Regions from separate parts of the Homo sapiens genome. Here region 1 is linked to region 2. The links are chromatin loops, found by intact Hi-C in ENCODE. Cell type or tissue: PC-9. All regions are shown on one strand. Each heading gives the region's core, and the rest is flanking DNA. Links, peaks and the distances in the headings are about the cores only. Region 1 has its middle 45 kb from the start of ANO6. Region 2 overlaps ANO6 (anoctamin 6).

Evidence for each region. Peaks named below come from ENCODE experiments on the same cell type or tissue, not always from the same donor. Only the 100,000 strongest peaks of a DNase experiment are listed, where the experiment ranks them.
Region 1: a loop joins it to region 2, with 2.9 times the contacts of the local background. A loop is called at or near these places in 3 of 110 quality-filtered maps.

Annotation. Positions count from the first base shown.
Region 1 is chr12:45,168,418-45,173,801 of GRCh38, forward strand. It overlaps the pseudogene PLEKHA8P1. Among named protein-coding and RNA genes, the nearest start is that of ANO6, 45 kb to the right of the region's middle. In PC-9, for the core only: CTCF peaks have their summits at 2,227 (motif pointing right), 2,428 and 5,066 (motif pointing right); no DNase peak of the experiment used is centred there.
Region 2 is chr12:45,231,510-45,236,893 of GRCh38, forward strand. The region is part of intron 1 of ANO6 (anoctamin 6); the gene reads left to right. Among named protein-coding and RNA genes, the nearest start is that of ANO6, 18 kb to the left of the region's middle. In PC-9, for the core only: no CTCF peak of the experiment used is centred there; DNase peaks (open chromatin) are centred at 532, 1,612, 3,132, 4,362 and 1 weaker place; H3K4me3 peaks cover 3,135 bases; H3K27ac peaks cover 4,931 bases.

The DNA.
Region 1 (5,384 bases), core at 191-5,190, 63 kb before region 2:
GCACTGTCTACTCCTTTGGTAAACTACTGAAGTATAGTACTGCTTATGGTAAGAACAATTCTTTGTGTAATTTACATCTTGAAGACTTCCTGCTATAATTGACAAGCAATAGAAGTAGAAAATAGATTACTGCCTACATTTCTGGCATTATCAAAACAACTCATATATTTGAAGTAATTTAAATCATTATGTAGACTTAAGATCAGCAGTTTTCTAAATGCTCACATTTGTATATATCCTTTTCTAAACCTCCGCTCACTTTTCTTTTCCTGCATGATTTGGAAAATGTAAGCAAGCAACTGGATTTTCCTATCATTCTAAATTGAAGTCCCTTCATTATCTATTTTCAACATTACTGTCTTTAGTAGATTTTGTTCAGAACCTTCTGCAGACATCATGACTTAACAAGTACAATGTCTCTTCTCCCATATTAAAGATGTCACTACTTCCAAAGCAGAGGAATTCATACTTTGATGAATTTATGAAAGAAAACCCCCCCAAACCCAGCATATAACTCAACAGATTCCAAACCAACTCTGCAGAGGTTTGATCCGTTCTTTCTTCTCACAGCCAACAGATAGAATCACGACCCGAAAATTTCCTAGTTACTACACTGTGAACAACCAGACTATTGGAAAGGGAGCCAAAACTAAAGCCCTCTGTCCTCTGAGAAGATGAATACAATTCACCAAAGTAAGTATTCACTTTTGCCCACTGGTAGAAAGGGCACAACAAAGGCCTCTAAGTGAGCACTGGAGAATGATACCATCTGTTGCACCTGTTGTGGAGAACAGCTGGTCTAGAGACCATATTGTAGATTGCAAGAAAGAGTAAATGTTTACAGAATTGCTATTTATTCTTGGGTTCAAATTCACTGCTGTAGCAAGTGTCTTGTGAAATGTGATTGAAACAGATTTTGCAAAATTTTAAGTGACCAGAGCCCTCTTTCTCTTAGAGTAAACTAAAGAAATAGGAAATTGAAACTTTGTTTCTTGGCTTATGAATTTAGAAAGATGGTTTCTAAGGTTACACTTGATTTTTAACTTGAGTATGTGAGTTTGCTTTGACCAGAATGTTTTTCTCTTCACATACCTTTCTAAGATTTAGTAGAATATAGTAATCAACATATAATTATATATACACATAGGTATAATATATGTGTAAAGGTATGTGGATGTATGTGAAATTTTGGATACCTGCTTCTGAGGCTATAAACTGAAAGTAGCAATTCCATGTTACTATCTTGTTATGTGACAGTTACATGTACATATATTATTAGGAATACGTCAGAAGAAAATGAAAACGTATACCAAATACAGCAGGTTCCTTTGAAATACTTTAAAAAGAATCAATGTTTTTTGTTTGTTTGTTTTGTTTTGAGATGGAGTCTCACTCTGTTGCCCAGGCTGGAGTGCAGTGGCATGATCTCGGCTCACTGCAACCTCCTCCTCCTGGGTCCAAGCAATTCTCCTGTCTCAGCCTCCCAAGTAGCTGGGACTACAGGCGTGCACCAACACACCTGGCTAATTTTTGTATTTTTAATAGAAATGGGGTTTCACCATGTTGGCCAGGCTGGTCTCAAACTCCTGGCCTCAGGTGATCCACCTGCCTGGGCCTCCCAAAGTGCTGGGATAACAGGCGTGAGCCGCCACATCTGGCCAACTTTTTAAAAATTTATTTATTTTGTAGAGAAGGGGTCTCGCAATGTTGCCCAGGCTGGTCAAGAAACAATATCCTTTATATTGCCAGTATAATATCCTTTATATTGGCAGTATAATGTTGCCAATATTTGTGTCCTTCTCACAGACCCGAAGGTCAATAAAATATATAAACTATATAGTCTAGAAAGGTAGAATGCTAAGGTTCTATGGTGTTCTCTAAAAATAATTTGCCAGTGGCATTACAGCAATATGTTCCAAAGGCTACTATACTTTTCTCGTCTTTCAGAATATCAAGTCATACACAAATGGACCTTTTAAATTTGCTTGTAATGCAATCACAGCATTTTAGTTAAATTTGAATTCATGACGGGGTCATCTTTTCTCAAAATATTTGGAAAAACTGGTTTGAACTATGGACAAGAACATGTCTTTCTGACTCAACTCCTAAGTTATTCTGTGCATCAGTAGTTTATCCCTTTCTCTTCTTCAGAGAGAAAGAATGGAAGGGACGGGGAGGGAGAACATGTTCCGCAAGGTGCCTTTGGAAGCTGGGCTATTGACAGTGCACCACCAGGGGGCAGCATAAAGCAGAGAAGCAGGAGATTGGATTTGGTCCTGCTCAGCTCTCTCCTTGATTGTCATCTAAACTCTCTGAGCCTCAGTTTATCACAGTGACTCCAGGATTTTGATATAATTATTGTTATTGTTGTTTTGAGAATGTTTTGTTGTAACTAATGACACACTTGGAGGGCCTGAAGTGCTGGGGGACATGGGTTGGGAATGCAAGGGTGGGCCACCAAGGGTCAATTTGTTTGGGGGACGATGGAAACTCCTGGAACCCTCCATTCTAAAGCACCAGTGGTTTGGCCCAAGTGCAGTGCAAGGATGGGGAAAGGGAGGGACTTCTGAGTACTGTTGGAGGTGTGGTGCTCACTAGCTTTCCCCTTACATCTAATGCAGGATGACCAGGGGGATATGTTGTGTGGTAGATTCTTGGGGCAGGGCATATAAAGATAAATATCAGTCTATTAATTTGTAAAAAGGCATTGCTGTCTCAGGTATGAGAACAATCATGCCTTTGTAATAAGAGCATACTCTCCCTTTCGACAGACTGATGTGGAAAACAAAATAATCAGAAGGTTGCTGGGTGATGACCTTTGAATTATATCTGGGTAAGATACATCTGTCTCCCACAAATGTGATCTTACTGGCCAGACCAGAACCTTTGAAGTCTAACAGCTCATGCCCTCTCTCCTCTCCTGGTATGGCACAGACACTGCCCACCAATATTGTTTTGCAACATTAGTTTTATCCATGGGCTTGGGAAAATAGTGATTATGTATCTTAAAAAGAACTGAAATAAATGATCCTTGATTTCTCTTCTGGGTTCTCCAATTTCTCTTCCCTGGTTCTTTTCTGTGATTTGTTCAGAATCATAGTATTTGTGATTCTGTGGTGTCACAAAGCAGTAACATAGCTTAATGGTAAAGACTTCCAGCACTGGAGCCAGACTGCCTGGGTCCAGATCTTGACACTAACTTGCCATGTCTCTGTGACTCTACTTTCTTTTTCTTTTTTTTCTTTTTTTTTTTTTTTAGAAGAGTTTCACTCTTGTTGCCCAGGGTGGAGTGTGGCACGATCTCGGCTCACTGCAACCACTGCCTCCCGGGTTCAAGTGACTCTCCTGCCTCAGCCTACCAAGTAGCTAGGATTACAGGCATGCACCACCACGCCTGGCTAATTTTGTATTTTTAGTAGAGACAGGGTTTCACCATGTTGGTCAGGCTGGTCTCGAACTCCACACCTCAAGTGATCCATCCGCCTCAGCCTCCCAAAGTGCTGGGATTACAGGCGTGAGCCACCGCACCCAGCCGACTCTACTTTCTTTACCTCTAACATGGGGAGACTAATAGTATCTATTTTCCAAAGTTGTCATGAAGATTAGGAGTGAATACACATAATGCATTTGACATAGTGCTAACCATATAGAAAGCACTGAAATTTTACATATTTTGAGAATGTACTTGCCCATTTCCTTTGTAATTTACATTTTGTGTGTGTGGCTTTAATGAACTCAATGTTAAGTAATGACTTTTCATGTTACATAACAATGTGGTGTTATAACCCGGTTAAGTACTTAATATATACATGATGCCAATTTTAGCAGTATTATTATTACTATTATTGTAATAAATCACAATGCTGAAATTTCTTAAAATTAATGAGCATATATTCTCCAGGCACAAAGAAAATAAATACCTATTTATGGTTGAAATCTTTTTCAACTCAAGCCATACCCTTCAGAGGGAGACAATCTGTTGATCACTTCCAGAGCCGTCCCCTGGGAAAAAAGAGACTAGAAAAAAAGAAGCCTTGGGGATATGCTTTGCATGCATTAGCAAAGTCCAAGGTGAGTTTTCTGCACAATTGTGTCAGGGTATGTTTGTGCTAGCTTATTTTTATTCTCATTGTAGGGCCAGAGTAATTAAGGAAAACATCTAGTTATGAAATACTGGTAAAAGTTACAAGATAGAGGACAATTAAAAACCACATAGATGGAACTCATTTAGCAATTCCAAGTAGATACAATTGAATTTGCTTTTTTATGGTTGTTTTTGAATCATTCAATTCATGTAAAATATATTATCTCAAGCATTTTTAAAATTTCATCTTCCAAGGGCTTAAGATTTAATAAGCAGCAAGCTAAAAACCATAGTCAAATGTGTAAATCCTTTGTACAAATAATAGATAAGATGATTTATTAGAGAATGTAATAGCCAATATAACACTTAATCTTGAGTAAATGAATAATTTGTGAAGGACTTCATGACTTTTTAAGAAATTTGTAATCACATGGTAGATTTAGATCAACGCTTTGGGTAATTTCTGAATGTAAAATAATAAAAATATAATAGGATGAATTCTTGAAGTTTGGAATATAAAAAGCATGATTGATGCTGTGAAATCATGGTTTTTATTTTTTTTAATTTTATTTATTTATTTATTTTTATTTTTATTTTTTTTTACACTTTAGCACTTTATTCCCTGAAGTTAGGAGGTGCTGCCCAGCAGCCATCATACAACCTCATCAGATTCCAGCCCATGGACCTCTTATAAAGCGTCCAGTATGGCCATCTGCTTCTTCATGGCAGGGAGGTAAAGGCTGAGGTCCCTCTGCATCCCAATACTGAAAGCTTCTTTCCGGTGGTCACCTTCCTTTACGGTTAACGCGGCCACAAAATCTTCATAGGATGGAGTTGCCCTTAAAGCTAACGCAAAAACCCCTCGAACTACCCAGCCATGGTGTTGCCGCAATGTTTTACCATATGCGTTATTCAGGGCTGTCTGGATATCCTTTTCCCCATTTTTCACTTCTGTCAAAAATCCCTTCAAAAATTTGAGACCTCTCTTCAGCCACAAGAGGGCTTCAGTCGCTGAGTTCCTAACCTGGGCTACATCCGCCTCCACTTCGTGCAGCACTATCTTCTGGAGAGTGGTAAACTCTTCTTTGTTGGTTATATACTTCTGATTTACTTTCTTAATATTTTCAACAAGATCCATCTTAACAGGAGCAAACACTGTAGGGCCAAGTTTGTCTAATACTGGAACCACAGCACAACATGATGCCAAGAATGCTTCTGTGGGAATGCCACTGTCTTCCAGAAGTTCAATGTCACTAAAGCTTGTGTTCATGGTACTAAAGAAAGTTGGGATAACTTCTTT
Region 2 (5,384 bases), core at 152-5,151:
CCCCAAATGAAGTAGAGTTTAAGATTATTCACTTTATATTTAAGCCTTTCATAGGAGTTACTTTTTCTATGAAAGCCAAAATTCCATCTTTCTCTTACTGCATTTAGAATTGCAGTTCTCGTTGTCCACTGGATTTCAGGCTGTACTCTATTTGGAAGATTGCCAGACCATCTCATATTTTCTGCCTCCATTTAAATTTAAATAGTACTTAGTGACCACTGGGTACATGCTTCTATAACGGGCATATCACAGCCTACAAATCATAGAGGAGACATGAACATTTCCAAACAGGCCTTTTATCTGCTCCAAGGGTAAGCAAACACAGCAAAAGGCTTTTGAGCCATGGGTAATCATGGTTTTCCTGAGAGTTACAGTTGCCTTTACTGTGGCTAGTGGCCTGTTTTATACTTCAAAATACTTATTTGGAAGAGTTCAGTCACCATCTTTACTAGATTATTTGGCAAAGAAAAAAATCATCTGAAAGCTGACTGGAATTTGGTAGCAATGAGTCATCTTCATAAATCAAGCCCACTACTTTTTGAAAAAGTCATGTGCATAGAGATTTCATTTAGCTTAGAGCACTGGATTTATCTTGCCTCACAATCTTTATTCAGTAAATATGTGCGGTATATTTAAGGTGTAGAGATAAGGAAGCAGATAGGATCCCATCTTCAATAGAGCTTATATTCTAATAAGTGATAAAATAAAAACTAAAAATGTACACAGAAATGCATTCATTTACCTGATATCTGTTCAGCACCTTCTGTATGTCAGGTGTTGTGTTAGGTACTAGAAATTGAGCAACAAAGAAGACTGAAGTGGCCCCTGTTCTCAAAGTAGGCAGCCTAGCAGGGAAGACAAACATACCAACAGAATAACAGCAGATTATATTTAAAGATCGTGAAAAAAGAGACTGAACCAGGATAGCTGAGAACAGAACCTGGGCATATCCAAAACTAGTTCAAGGGAATGGGCTCTCACTGGGAGATGGCTGACAAGTGCACCTGTTATTTTTATAATTCTAAAAATAACATGGCCTTAGATTATCAACTCTTTACAAAACAGGTCTATGAGAAGGCTCAAGATGTACATTAGATTACTGCGTAAAACACCACAAATGCTTTCAGGCTCACAAGTCCAGTCGTACTCAGGGAATTCACCATGCAGAGGTTTTGTTTATAATGATTTCTACAGCTGTTAATGCACCTTGCAAAGTGGTACTATTGCTAGTGGTTCCAGTGCCCCTTTGTTCCTTGCTGAAATAATAGCCCTGGGTTGGAAGGCAACAAAACTCGGTCAGTCACCCCAGTTCTCTTCATTCTTTCTTTGCATTTCAGTTTAGCATAATTATCTTCCTTTCTTGTGCTAAAGGAGAGGCCATGGAGAGCTTGGACCGCAGCAATTCTGTGTAGCTTCCGGAAGTTTCCAAAGGAGGAAGAAAGAGAGGGAGCAGGTACATCTGTTCCCTGCACTCCATCTTTTCCTCTTGAGGAAGGGAGAGGCAGGGAGCTAGAAGCCAACGGGCCTCTGGATTCTCAGCCAGAAATGGCTCTCCAGACTTCTACTCTACTGGCTGTGGGATGTGACTCATTCCTGTCTGGAGGAAGAGTTTAACCTGACTTCGGCTGGGAGTCACAACCAAGCACGTAGGGCATGAATCACAATCTGTGAGGGTGGAAAATACCTACTGATGACTCTGATATGCTTCTCTCAATATTTGTTGCCCATGAAAAATCCTAATATTAGAGAATCACACTGGGGATTTCCTCCCCTGTGAATAGCCAAAGCACCCTAGTAATAGAGTGATATGGAAGATGCAAATTAAAGCTTGCTTTGTTTTCAGTTCATAGGGCAAAAAATAAAGGGTTGCAAATTCTGTTATCACTTGCTGTTAAACAGTCCTGTGACTTATTTTTCTGTGTAGGGATCTTTCATATGTGATTGAAACTAGCAGGTAATATATCTGTATTATTGTTATATCTAATACCTCTAATTCCTTTCAAATTGGGAATATTGTCTTTATAAATGCCATTGAGATCAAGTATAAGAAATATTAACATTATCTTTTGCCTGTGCTCTTGTCTGAACCCTCTATTCCTAGTACTGCTTATTTAGTCCAGTGATATTTTTGGTTAACATTGTAAAAGCATATTTTACATATAGTAAAATGTACTGTTAACTGTTTAAGTTATGACAGTTGTATAGCCACCACCCAAAACAAGAGATGGAGGACATTTCCAGCACCCTTGTACCCCTTTCATGTCAACCTTCCTCCACATGGTCCCTGCAAGCACTTAAAGACTTCCTCCATAAATTGATTTTGCCCATTCTTGAGCTTCGTTCTAAAGAAATCATGTAAAATGTAGTTTTTTGTGCCTGGCTTCACTTAGCACAATCTTTCTGGGGATTCATCTGTGTTATAGATATCAGTAGTAATCTAGTGTATTGGAACTATAAGAATATCTAGAAAATGTATTTTGAATTAAATCTTGAAGTATTCGTTTCTTATAGGTAGCAGACTAACAATCCTTAACCTTCTAATTCTGTTTTTACTTTAAAGTCAGGTAGCTTTTGGTCTTAGTTATTTTTGTAATCTCTTTAAGCAGTTCACATAATGCCTTGCCAATTATAGGAAATTAGCAAATGTGTTCTTAAGTTGGAAGAGAATGTGTGAGGAAAATTCACTCCTATCTCATTTTACAGAAATTCAGATTTTAATTGTCCTGCTGTAATTGTGAAACTGAACTGCACATTCATTCTGAGGATTATTGCACTGATGAGTTTACTGATGAGTGTGACACTGGTTCGGAGGGAACTGTTTGCAGACTCTCCCTATGTATAAGGAGTTCATGTGTAATAATTTATTTCTCCAGAAGGTCACCTTTTTTCCTACTGATTTTTTTTTACTGGTAAAAATATTGCAAACAGATATTGTTAGTCTCGTTTGGTAACTGAAAGAGCTCTGAGAACGGAAAAGTTAGAGTGACCTATCCAAATGAAGGAGCAGTTCAGTGTTGGTGCAGGATATTAGATTCCAAAATATTTGTTCAGGCCCCTTTTCCAAGTTCCCAGGGAAGTTACTGACACTGATGTTGGTTTCTTTTAAGAATGACTCATGATTTTTCGAGCCTGGTTTCCACTCTTAGTCATCTTCCCTGCCTGAGTTAAAACAGGCTTTAGGCTCTCACTGAATTCCAGCCTTGACAGAACCCCCCACCCCCACCCCTGGGCTTTTGATTCCCACTTCCTAGCTCAGCTACATTCCAGTCTCTGGAACCAATTCTGACTCCAGGCAGGCAAGATGAGACAATTCAGCATTTACTATCAGTCCAGCAGTAACCTTTCAGTTCTAATAATTTGGCTTGTCCTTTTCCTCCTCAGTTGTTCAGACTCCTTTCTCAGAAACATGCCTAGGACCTCAGTCTCTTTAGTTCTTTGGATTCTGTGTTGCTCTTGTCAGTGTTTACTATCAGTCCAGCAGTAACCTTTCAGTTCTAATAATTTGGCTTGTCCTTTTCCTCCTCAGTTGTTCAAACTCCTATCTCAGAAACATGCCTAGGACCTCAGTCTCTTTAGTTCTTTGGATTCTGTGTTGCTCTTGTCAGTGTTTCCTAATCACCCTCTTGCCCTGGAAATAAAGTCCTCTCCAATGTGGTGCTACTTCTCCTCCTTCCTGTAGCAGACTCTGGTTGTGGCCTGTCTGTGCCTACAGATTTAGTGACAGGAGCTGTACTTTTCTGTTCCCTTCTTTAGCTGTCATACTGGTGGTATCTTAAATCTTAGCCCTAAATTGTGATGAAACTGTTGTATTTTCACAAGTCTTCCTTAGTCATATTGTGCTGTCTGTTCTAAGTAGGGCTGTGAATAAGAGTGGGGTACAGTTTCCTGCAATAAGAGATGGGAGGCTTAACTTCAGCTTGGCACGTAAGAAAGATCAAATGTTTACTGCAATGTGGGAAAACCACCTCCTGGGCATAATAGAAATCCAGGCCTGGCAGTAAACAATTCTATTCAAAAGCAGCTTCTCAGGGCTGAGGAATGACCTAGTTGAGTGGCATGACATCTGAGCAGAACTAGCAAGGAGGCTTGGTGGTATGCCGCCTTTTAACTCCAGCACCTGTGGCTCTTGAGCATTCTCCTCATTCTTCAGTATGGAAAATGGATATTTTCTCAGTCTTGTGCAAAAACAGCTTCAAGAAAAGTCCCCTAGTCAAAAATTCCAGTATTTGGAAGTGTACCAGGAGTCCAAAAAGTTGAGAACTACTCCTGGCTTTTTCCTTCCCTCCCTCACACTGACGGCATTCCTGAACTAGCATGCCTGTCTGTCTCTACATTTCTGGGTGACTGCCTCATCCCAGGTGGCCTTCCTCCAGCTGTGAGCTGGGTGTGTTCCCAGGTATTTAATCCACCCTTGGGGCAAGTTCTTCCAGGCAGCCTCCAGTGCCCCTTCCGGGATCCTGGCTGGATCAGGCTGACTGTCCTTGGAAGTGAAAGAGGCTACATATGAAGGGGAGAAGGGTCCTCTCTGCCTCAGGAGAAGGAAATTAGTTACAGGTGCATGCATAGGCAAAATAGCCCCAATCCTGTTGTGATATAACAGAATTTAGAAGACATCTGGCTCAAATTTTAATTTTCAAAAAGTGATAAATTCTGTGAAGAGGTAACCTGTAGAGTTTATTGTCAAATTAATGGTAGAGCTACTGTATGTGCCACTGTCAGTTGTTAATTATTATTATTATTTTTTTAAGTTCTAGGGTACATGTGCACAACATTTAGGTTTGTTACATAGGTATACATGTACCATGTTGGTTTGCTGCACCTATCAACTCATCATTTACATAAAGTATTTCTCCTGATGATATCCCTCCTGCAGCCCCCCACCTTCTAATAGGCCCTGGTGTGTGCTGTTCCCCACCCTGTGTCCAAGTGTTCTCATTGTTCAATTCCCAACTATAAATGAGAACATGAGTTTGGTTTTCTGTCCTTGTGATAGTTTGCTGAGAATGATGGTTTCCAGCTTCATCCATGTCCCTGCAAAGGACATGAGCTCATCCTTTTTTATGGTTGCATAGTATTCCACGGTGTATATGTGCCACATTTTCTTAATCCAGTCTACCACTGATGGACATTTGGGTTGGTTCCAAGTCTTTGCTATTGTGAATAGTGCTGCAATAAACATACGTGTGCATGTGTCTTCATAGTAGAATGATTTATAATCCTTTGGGTATATACCCAGTAATGGGATGGCTGGGTCAAATGGTATTTCTAGTTCTAGATCCTTGAGGAATTGCCACACTGTCTTCCACAATGGTTGAACTAATTTTCACTCCCACCAACAGTGTAAAAGTATTCCTATTTCTCCATATCCTCTCCAGCATCTGTTG